Linked DNA regions of Homo sapiens: region 2 is linked to region 1. A link is a contact called in ENCODE Hi-C or POLR2A ChIA-PET data. All regions are on one chromosome and are shown on one strand. The core of a region is the stretch at or near the end of the contact, and the rest is flanking DNA. Distances in the headings are between cores, read along the strand shown.

What was found. Hi-C counts contacts between places; a loop is a spot of excess contacts on that map. ChIA-PET counts read pairs that join two places held with the same protein, here RNA polymerase II (POLR2A). Pooled maps may share reads with other maps.
Region 2: a map of gastrocnemius medialis shows a loop between it and region 1 (10-fold over the local background). The contact joins two enhancer-like sites. A Hi-C loop is called at or near these places in 1 of 168 maps with a recorded cell type or tissue (gastrocnemius medialis) and 4 of 50 pooled maps. POLR2A ChIA-PET finds 5 or more read pairs at or near these places in 4 of 52 experiments (BJ, GM12878, OCI-LY7 and 1 more).

What each region holds. Positions count from the first base shown.
Region 1 is chr6:63,350,508-63,356,273 of GRCh38, forward strand. It overlaps a transcript of LGSN not described here. Among named protein-coding and RNA genes, the nearest start is that of LGSN, 33 kb to the left of the region's middle. RefSeq lists enhancers at 2,096-2,205, 2,276-2,545, 2,646-2,735. Within about 2 kb of position 2,709, at least 9 of the 41 ENCODE cell types and tissues checked have a DNase peak (open chromatin) inside an H3K27ac peak, as active enhancers do.
Region 2 is chr6:63,474,444-63,479,637 of GRCh38, forward strand. It overlaps a transcript of LGSN not described here. Among named protein-coding and RNA genes, the nearest start is that of PTP4A1, 95 kb to the right of the region's middle. Within about 2 kb of position 1,420, at least 6 of the 41 ENCODE cell types and tissues checked have a DNase peak (open chromatin) inside an H3K27ac peak, as active enhancers do.

The DNA.
Region 1 (5,766 bases), core at 1,459-3,958:
ACAGCATACTGAAAATAGTGCCACAGGCACATCATAAAACTAACTACAAAGTAAACAGTTCAGGCCAGGGGTGGTGGCTCACGCCTATAATCCCAGCACTTTGGGAGGCCAAGGTGGGTGGATCACCTGAGGTCAGAAGTTCCAGACCAGCCTGGCCAACATGGTGAAACGCTCTCTCTACTAAAAATACAAAAATTAGCTGGACATGGCAGCGCACACCTGTAATCTCAGCTATTCAGGAGGCTGAGGCAAGAGAATCACTTGAACCTGTGGGGCAGAGGTTACGGTGAGCTGAGATGGTGCCACTTCACTCCAGCCTGGGCCACAGAGCCATCTAAAAAAAAAAAAACAAACAAACAAAAACGAGTTCAGACGACCAATTGGTAAGTAAAACAATTGGTTTTTTATCCTAATAAAAAAGAATTTGCCATTCAATCACTAACATCCAAAACTATTTACAGTGCTATATTCTGAATATTTGTGTCTCTTCCACCCAAATTCATATGTGGAAATGTTAACCCCCAAGGTTAACATAAGAGGTGGGTCCTTTGAGAGGCGATTAGGTTATCAGAATGGAACCCTCACAAATGGGATTAGTGTCTTTATAAAAGAGACCCCAGAAAGATCCCTTCCCATTTCTACCATGTGAGGTTACTGTGAGAAAACCCTGTCTGTGAGGAAGCAGACCCTCACCAGACACCAAAGCTACCAGTGTCTTGTTCTGGGACTTCTCAAACTTCAGAACTGTGAGAAATACATTTCTGATATTTATCTGCCACCCAGTTTATGGTGCTTTCTAATAGCAGCCTGAAAAGATTAAGACAAAAGGAAGGAAAAAAAGCAGATATTTGCTTTATAAATATCTCTGTGTGTGTGTGTGTATGTGTGTCTGTGTGTGTCTGTGTGTGTGAGAGAGAGAGAGAGAGGAAGAGAGAGAGAGAGAGAGACAGAGAAAGAGAGACAGAAACAGAGACAGAGTCTCACTCTGCCACCTAGGCTGGAGTGTAGTGGTGCGATTTCAGCTCACTGCAACCTCTGCCTCCCAGGTTCAAGTGATTCTTGTGCCTCAGCTTCAAGCAGCTGGGATTACAGGTGCCCGCCACCATGCCAGGCTAATTTTTTGTATTTTTAGTAGAGACGGGGTCTTCCTATGTTGGCCACTCTGGTCTCGAATTCCTAGCCTCAAGTGAACCACCCACCTCGGCCTCCCAAAGGGCTAAGATTACAGATATGAGCCTCCACACTCAGCCTAAATATCTTAAATATGAATGTCAAAATAAAACTAACAGCAATCTAATGATCTTGACCACTTTGATTTACATGGAGACTAATAATTTTTTAAATGATGTTTCAATGACATATACTGTATAGTCTTTTTAAACCTGAGACTGATTTACTGTTTCAATATATCAGAGAACATTTAAAGAAAATTGTGTCATTGCCTCAGGATTTTCCAATGTATAAAGAAAGAATTTCTTGTAATGACCTCGTAGATATGGTACTTAAGAGTAAGTAACAAATAGACAAATAATTTTAAAACAAGAAATGGTTGAGACAGAAATGACCTTCCTGGAAAATAAATGCAATTAGAAAAAAGACTATTGTTACATGAAATGAATTATATGAAGGATGTTTCTAGGCAAACAGTAGGTGGCAACATCTACACAGACTTGTTTTAGAAATGCTTGTATAACATCAAAACAAAACTTACAAGCTAATGATTCATGAAATAGGGAATTTTCCAAAACTCACATGTTAGTAGAGATATTTATGCGCAAATCCATTGTTTTGTATTCTTTCTATTTTGGAATGTCATGCTTATGCCTTATCACAAGGACTCCACTAAGATCAATAATCTTAAAAATGTTTTGTTTGGCCAGGTGTAGTGACTAACGCCTAGAATCCCAGCACTTTGGGAGGCTGAGGCAGGATTGCTTGAACCAAGAATTTCGGGACCAGCTCTGGCAATATAGAGAGTCTCCATCTCTACAAAAAATACGAAAATTCACCAGGTGTGGTGGTACATGCCTGTGGTCCCAGCTACTTAAGAGGCTGAGGCGGGAAGATTGCTTGAACCTGGGACATCAAGGCTTCACTGAGCCATGATCACACCACCGCACTCCAGTCTGTCTCTCTCTCTCTCTCTTCCTCTCTCTCTCTCTCACACACACACAGACACACACACACACACACACACAGACACACAGTTTTATTTGTGGGTTATGTTAGAGACTGTTCATCTGTCTCTCAAACAAAGGGATAGAATTTTGTTCCCCTCACATTTCTTGGCCAGATTAGGTGGTTGAATTAGATAAGAGTAAGGATTAAGGGAACCATGCAAACAGCTGGATTTTTTTTTAATGCCACAATATGACCTCAATTACTGGAGTTCACAGAAGTTGCAGAAGACACATCCGGTGGTCAAGAAAAGGGGAAGCTGCCTTAAGTTTCCTTTTCTCTTGTGAGCGCAACAACCTCCATCTGTCTTTCTCTGTAACGCTGAAGACAGACACGTGACCCTGGTTCTCACAGAAGAACTTTCAAATCTAAAAAGCCATTTTAGGAAATAATTGGAAAAGTCTCTGTAGCCTTTGAGCTCCAGGATATTTGTTTTCCAGAATGATGAGATTGGTTATTGAATGTTTTAATGGTTGGAAACCAGAGAGTAGCTTTAGAGGCAAGCAGAGGCGCTGCTTTTTAACAGCAGAGGTCAGTAACACCAAAGGGGAAGGAAATTGAGCAGTCTGGCCAGAAATTGCAGATTTCTGTTGCAGACCCAACAGGCAAGAGGCAATAGGCAACATCCTGAGACACACAGGAAAACCTGATCCTTAGTACCTAACAGGGTCTCCTGTGCAGAAAATGTTCCCATCCCTGGCAACAGTGCCTTCCTGGATATGCTCACAGATGTTTAAGACTCTCCCTACCAGAGAAATAGCTTCTATCACAGAGTATTTTGTAGGGAACCATAACAGAACGTAAGGTGAAGTTTTCTACTATACTCTTATAATTATTGAAATTTTTCCTACTTCATTAATACCTGGACTTAGATTTCTCTTTTAGAAAGAAGCAGTTTGTAGCAAAAAAAAAAAAAAAAAAAGAAAAAATAATGTTTTTCACAGAAATTGAAAAAACAATCTCAAAATTTGCATGAAACCAAAAAAGAGCCTGAGTAGCCAAAGCAGTCCTCAGCAAAAAGAACAAAGCTGCAGACATCACACCACCTGACTTCAAAATATATTACAAGGTTATAGTAACCAAAGCATCATTACAGTGATACAAAAACTGACACATAGACCAATGAAACAGAATAGAGAACCTGGAAATAAGTCTACATATAAGGCAACTGATTTTTTTTATAAAGTTGCCAAGAATATACATTGGGAAAAGGGACACCGTCTTCAATAAATGGTGCTAAGAATACTGGATATTTATACACAGAAGAATGAAACTAGACCCCTATCTCTCACTACATATAAAAATCAACTCAAAACGGATTAGACTTAAACATGAGACCTCAAACTATAAAACTACTAGGGAAAAAACCTAGAGAAAACACTTTAGGGCATTGGTCTAGGCAAAGACTTTATGGCTAAGACCTCAAAAGTACAGGTAACAAAAATAAAAATAGACAATGGTACCATATTAAACTAAAAAGCTTCTGCACAACAAAGAAAACCATCAATATCATGAAAACACAGCCTGCTGAATGGGAGAAAATATTTGCAAACTGCTTGTCTGACAAGGGACTGATATCCAAAATACATAAGGAACTCAAACAGCAAAAAAAATAAATAAATAATCCCTTTAAAAAGTGGGCAAGAGGTCTGAATAACATTTCTTGGACGAAGACACACAAATGGCCAGCAAATACATGAAAAAATGTTCAACGTCACTAATCATCAGGGAAATGTAAATTAAAACCAAAATGAGATACCATCTTACCCCAGTTAGAATAGTTATTATTAAAAAGACAAAAATATAACAGATGCTGGTGAGGATGCAAAGAAAAGGTAACTCTTGTACACTGTTGATGGGAATGTAAATTAGTACAGCCACTATGGAAGCAGTATGGCGATTTCTCAAAAAAACTAAAAATAGAAATACCATATGATCTATCACTACTGGGCAATTATCCAAAGGAAAGGAATCAGTATGTTGAAGAGACATCTGCGCTCACATATTTATTCCAGCACTATTCACAACAGCAAAGACAGAGAATCAACCTGTGTTCATCAACAGATGATTAAAGAAAATATGATACATATACACAATGGAATACTATTTAGCCATAAAAAAGAATGAGATAATACCATTTGCAGCAACATTGATGGAAGTGGAGATCATTATGTTAAGTGAAATAATCCAGACCCAGAAAAACAAATATTGCATGTTCTCACTCATATATGGGAGAAAAAAAAAAAGTTGATCTCTTGGATGTACAGAGTAAAATGACAATTACTAACGACTAGGAAGGGTATGGGTGTGGGTGTGGGTGTAGGGGAGGAAAAAGAAAGAATAGTTTCTAAAGTTCCATAGCAAAGAAGGGTGACTACAGTAAACAACAATGTATTGTATAGTTCAAAATAGCTACACAGAGGACTTGAAATGTTCCCAACACATAAAAATGATAAATGGAAAAGGTGATGTGTATCCTAAATACCCTGACTTGATGGTTACACATTCTATGCATATAACAAAATATCACATGTACCCTACAAATACATACAAATATTATGTATCAATTTAAAAAAAAATGAAAAATAAAATATCCCTACATTCTCTTGGCAAATATGTATTGAGTGCTGGGCACTGTTCTAAGTACTTGGGGCACAAAAGTGAAGAAAATGTACTTTGTCTCTTTCCTCATGGTAATTAGTCTAGTAGAGGCAGGCAGAAATTGAACAACAAAAAGAGTACATCCTATGCCAGGTGGTGTATTCATTTCTTTGGGCTGCCATAACCAAGTACTGTAAACTGGGTAACTTAAAACAACAGAAATTTATTGTGTCATTAATTCTTATGGCTGGAAGTTCAATCAAAGTGTCCACAGAGCCATGCTGTCTCTGAAACCTGGAGGAAAATCTTTCCTGGCCTTTCTCTCGCTTCTAGTCGTTTGCTGGCAATCTTTGGCATTCCTTGGCTTGTAGATGCATCACTCCAGTACTCTGTCTTTTTGTTTTGTTTTGAGACGGAGTTTCACTCTTGATGCACAGGCTGTTGTGCAATGGTGCAATCTTGGCTCACCACAACCTCTGCCTCCCAGGTACAAGCAATTCTCCTGTCTCAGCCTTCCAAGTAGCTTGGATTACAACATGTGCCACCATGCCTGGCTAATATTTTTTGTATTTAGTGGAGACGGGGTTTCACCATGTTACTCATGCTGGTTGTGAACTCCTGACCTCAGGTGACCCACCCACCTTGACCTTCCAATGTGCTGGTATTACAGGCGTGAGCCACTGGACCTCGCCAGTACTCTGTCTTCACATGGTGTTATTCCTGTATCTGTTCACATATTCTTCCTTCTACGCACATCTATATATATATGTCCAAATTTCCCCTTTTTATAAGGACACCGGTTATATTGCACTAGGGCCCACCCTAATAATCTCATCTTGACTACATCTGCAAACACTGTATTTAAAAATAAGATCACATTCTGAGATCCTGAAGGTTAGGACTTCAAGTTATCGTTTTGGGGAAAAACAATTCAACTCATAGTCCACATTTAAAAAAATAATAATAAAGCAGGCCAGGCACAGTGGC
Region 2 (5,194 bases), core at 170-2,669, 120 kb after region 1:
TAAAAATACAAAAAAATTAGCTGGGCATGGTGGCAGGTGCCTGTAGTCCCAGCTACTCAGGAGGTTGAGGCAGGAGAATGGCATGAACCTGGGAGGTGGAGCTTGCAGTGAGACAAGATCACACCACTGCACTCCAGCCTGGGCCACAGAGCAAGACTCCATCTCAAAAAAAAAAAAAAAAGAAAGTGGGAAGTTAGGCTGGGCGCTGTGGCTCACGCCTGTAATCCCAGCACTTTGGGAGGCTGAGGCAGGAGGATCACCTGAGGTCAGGAGATTGAAATCAACCTGGCCTACATGGTGAAACCCTGTCTCTACTAAAGATAAAAAAAATTAGCTGGGCGTGGTGGCAGATGCCTGTAATCCCAGCTACTTGAGAGGTGGAGGCAGGAGAATTGCTTGAACCTGGGAGGTGGAGGTTGCGATGATTTGAGAAGACTCCGTCTCAAAAAAAAAAAAAAAAGGAAAGAAAATGAGAAAATGAAAGGTTGACTTCCCCACAGATTTTGTGCAAAATGAGACAATGAATATTTCTTTGTGGAAATAATAATTATTCCTACAAGTTTAATATGCAAACGAAATGTGTCTCCATTGTAGACGTTCAACTAAAAACATTGTTATAAAACAAACCACTGTAAGAACAATGACCTCTATAAGGACAAAACAAGTGTAAGAACTGAGGTATCAAAAAGGATTTGTTTTAGGATGCAGAAATGCTGCTATAAAATGCATTTACAAACTTACTGTCTTCATTCATATACCTCATCATATACTTCATAGTCCCCATACCCTAACACCCCATGCCAACCCCATTGGCATGCTGTTGCAGTGACTTTTGGGTTTGCAACTTCTGCTTTAAATGAATAGATCTGCCAAAAAAAAAAAAAAAAAAAAGACACCCAATTGCCCTCTATTACCACCCATAGAGACCCAACATACTTGACATCCAAAGATATCATACCAACCCAACATGGTATGTTTCTGGTTAATAGTTATTACAAATCCTGGGGAAGTGATATGTGTGTACTTTGAGATGATTAATAAAATTCAGTGACCTAATGGTGAAACAAAGAATGAGGCATTTATACAATTGAATATTTCAAACAGGTTGGTATAAATTTTGTCTCTTATCCTAGGCCATTAAAGAGGTATTCGAAATAAGGCTTGAAATATGCTTCAAACTTCATATAGAGTATGCCAGATAGTGGGCAGGGACTGACTGATATACCAAAAACACGTTTCTAATATCTGGGCTAATAGTAGTTAACAACCCCAAGCACTAAGTTTAAAAAAGAAGAAGCAGCACATCAACAACAACTGTTGTTGCTAAAGTAAGAAAATGTTTTGGGCAGATCAGAATTTAGTCACACACCAGTTTTGATGCCAGCAGGTCATGCTCAGAACAGTCTGCCCTGGAACCTACTGGGACTGCTGAAATTCTGGCAGGCCCAAGGAGTGCTAAAATCAAAGGCAGCCCTTCAGAGGAAGAGGGAAAAGGCAGGGTGTCTAGTAGCAAAGTTCAAGCAGGCAGAGTACTGACCCCTTCTGTCTAATGTCATTCAGATCAAGAGCCGAGTGGAGATAAAGGACATTATTATGTAGATTTTTTGTTTTATTTTGGTTTGGTTTTTTTGTTTGTTTGTTTTGTTTTGTTTTTTGGTTTTTTTTACTGATAGATGTAATGAAGCCATAAGAGAGAGGCTTAAGGAGATTCTTCACTAAGCAACAAAATCATTAAAAGTTCACCTTGGTGAGATAGTGCTACCTCATAATTACATGACTTGTTTATTGCAAGTTTTCAGATTGTGTTCTCCTATCCTTGCAAATCTAACAACCTCAGCATACAAAGCTTGATGTGACAGAAGTTAGAGCAGTTGAAAAAACCAGGACTGTTCGATTAACTCTTGTGGCATAACAAATTACCCCAAAATTTAATAGCTTAAAACAACCATTTCATTTTGCTTACAATGTGAGGTGTTAGTAGTTCAGGAAGAGCTCAATTGAGCAATTCTCTTTAGAGTTCCCCCTACAGTTGCAGTTAGATATTGGCTGGAACTGCGATCATTTGAAGGCTCAGCTGGACTGGATGTCAAAGATACAAGGCAGTCGGTGCTGGCTTTCAGCTGGGAGCTCAACTGGAGCTATTAACTCAAGCACCTACATGCTGTTTCTCCATGTGGCTGGGTCTTCTCACTCAGCAGCTGCTAGACTCCAAAACATAGTATCTCAAGAGGGGAGAGTCTAAAGAGCACAGGAAGCAAACATTCTAAGAGACCAAGAATAAGCTGCAAGGAGACCCAGCCTTGGAAGTCACTCAGTGATATTGGCACTGAACTTTATTCATCAAGGAAATCGCTATGACTAGCCTAGATTCAATGAAGAGAAATTAGATCCAATCGTCTAGGAAAGAAGTCTTATAAAATTTGCCATTGTTTTTAATTCATCATAAACACTTTTTCATCATTCTGCTGCTTCTACCTTTCTTATGTTACTCTTCCCATCTAAATTTGGAAATAAGCATCCTTTACTCTGAAGCTATGGCTTTTAATTGAAACCCTTCCTAGTAGTCAAGCCTAGACAGATGGAAAATAAGTTCTCTTTTTAAATTTGTTTCTAACATTTGCTCTACTGTTTTTCTGATACCAAAACTGTTGGAAGCAGCATTTCTCATCACAGTTTGTGATAGGAATGCCATTTTAGAGTTAAAATTTAATATACAGAATTTCAGTTAATCTTCCTTGAAGAAATAATACAAAACAAACTTTCATAAGCTTAAAAGTCAGAAAAGACAGACAATAGATTTTGCTTTGTTACATGCTGTTCTAGAACAGTTAGTTTTATGTCATCCATTCTTAGTTAATTATAAATTACCTTTATAAAATAAAACTCATAATATCACATTTAATCATTCTTCTTTTGTTCTATGTAAAAACATGTATCTGATCTCTTAAACTTTACAAAGTAAAAGGATGTTCTTATATTTCCCAAAATGATGAAATTGCTGTATCTTCTTTTCTCGTGGCTAATAAAGCATTTAAAGTTCACATATCCAAATCAGATCGTTTATTGAAAGGAAATAGGGTTTAACATAGAAATGGAGAGTTTCTTTGAAATATGCCATGGGGGTCTCGTCCTAGTCTACGAAGCTTCAAAAATGTTTTTCGTCACATAAATCACGTAAGATCCAGTTTTGGTTTTCATCCTTTTTTTTTTTCTTTTTCTTTTTCTTCTTCTTCTTCTTTTTTTCTTTTTTTTTTTTTTTTTTTTTTTTTTTGTAGAGATGGGGTCTCACTCTGTTGGCCAGACTAGTCTCAAACTCCTGGCCTCAAGAAATCCTCCTTCCTTGGCCTTTCAAAGTGCTGGGATTACAGATTACAGGTATGAGTCATCACACCCAGCCTTCATCCCTTTTTGTTTGCAGAGGAGGAGGGTAATGTTTTCTAGAATCCAACAGTGGCTGTTTCTTTGGTTTCATCAATAAAATTTTCCTTTCTCTGTGATACTGTCATATTCCTCCTCCTCCCCCTACTCATCTTCTTCTTTTTCTCCTCATCCTCCTCCTACTTCTCATATTCTTTTTCCTTCTTTAGTATTCTGTATTCTTGAACTGAACTTATATCAAGGGAAAAAACAAAATAAAAGAAGAATAACTGAACATAAAGTTTTATATATCTTATACTGTAAAGATTTATGGAGTCAAATACATAGCTATTCACTGAACCTACCTAAATTTGAAGAGTTCCAGTTTAGTTGACTGTCTAATTTAAGTTAAACCAAAAAGGCTATTAGAGCAAAGAGGGAGGATTTTAAGAGGTTAGTAAATTATTAAGCCAAAAAATGTTTAAAATGTATAAATGGGTAATAGACAAATCCACAGTGACAGAAAGTACGTTAGTGGTTGCCAAGGACTGGGGGAAGCACAGTGCGGAGTGACTGCTAATGGATACATGGTTTCTTTTTGGGGGTGATGAAAATGTTCTGGTAACTAAGTACAACTCTTCATGTATTGCTTTCCCTAATACTCCTGTGGGCCCTAGGACGTTCTGAAAAAAAAAAATCTAAATTTCCATCATCCACCCTAAATAAGTTGAGTTACATCACCCAGGTGGGGTTGTGAGAGGTAAGCTGAAAAGAAGTATTCTGAGGAACAAAGAGCCAAAAATAATCCCTAGCTGAAAATGCTGCCTCACCACCCCCATGTACGGCTCATTCTAATCATATAGACGATCATCAGTTCATCCTACTCTAAAGATTCAAGAATTTAAACTTATTTCCTCAAAGAAAACTGCAAATATCAAAGACAAGCTTGAGTAAATAATTAAGGTGTTTATTGGTTTATGAACTAGAAATTCAAAAGGTAGGGTGTGCTTTAAGGTTGGTTTGATGCAAGAGTTCAGTGATTTTATCAAAGACTTAATTTTTCCTCTCTCAGCTTTTCCTTCTACAGTGTCAGCTTATTCCAAGGTTTACAACCTTCATGATACCACAGTGGTTACAATGGTTCCAAGCTTACAGAGACGTATAAAAGGATACAGACAAGAGAGAACATGTCTTTCAGTTGTACTCTCAGAAGAGCCAAGAAACACTTTTCCCAAAAATCCCTTTATCCATAACTCACTGGTCTGTCTGGAGACAGGAGTCCATTTCTGACAGAGAAATGCTAACTTAACTGGTTAGATTAGACAACCCAGGCCTCAACCAATCACTGCATCAAGGGAGATGGGCTTACTGAGATTGGCTTTGGTCAATCACAGTCCATTTCTGGTGATCAACTGCTTTCAAAGCGTATCAGCAAGGGAGACCCAGATGAAAATTTAAGTACTCTTAGGCAGGGGAAAGGAAGTAATAGATGCTGGAAAGACAAACAACATTCACTATAATTTTTCTGGCCTATCGATGAAAATATATCTAGTAAAGTAGACAAAGTGAAGTAGGAGGTACAGTAACAACTTCTTTTTTTTTTTTTCTTTTCAGCAATGGAATGTTAGAGCTAAATGAAATCCTAAAATGTACCCAAGGCTGGGCTCAGTGGGTCACGCCTATAATCCCAGCATTTTCAGAGGCCGAGGCTGGCGGATCTCGAGGTCAGGAGATCGAGACCATCCTGGCCAATATGGTGAAACCCCGTCTCTACTAAAAACACAAAAAAATTAGCTGAGCATGGTGGTGGGCACCTGTAGTCCCAACTACTCAGGAG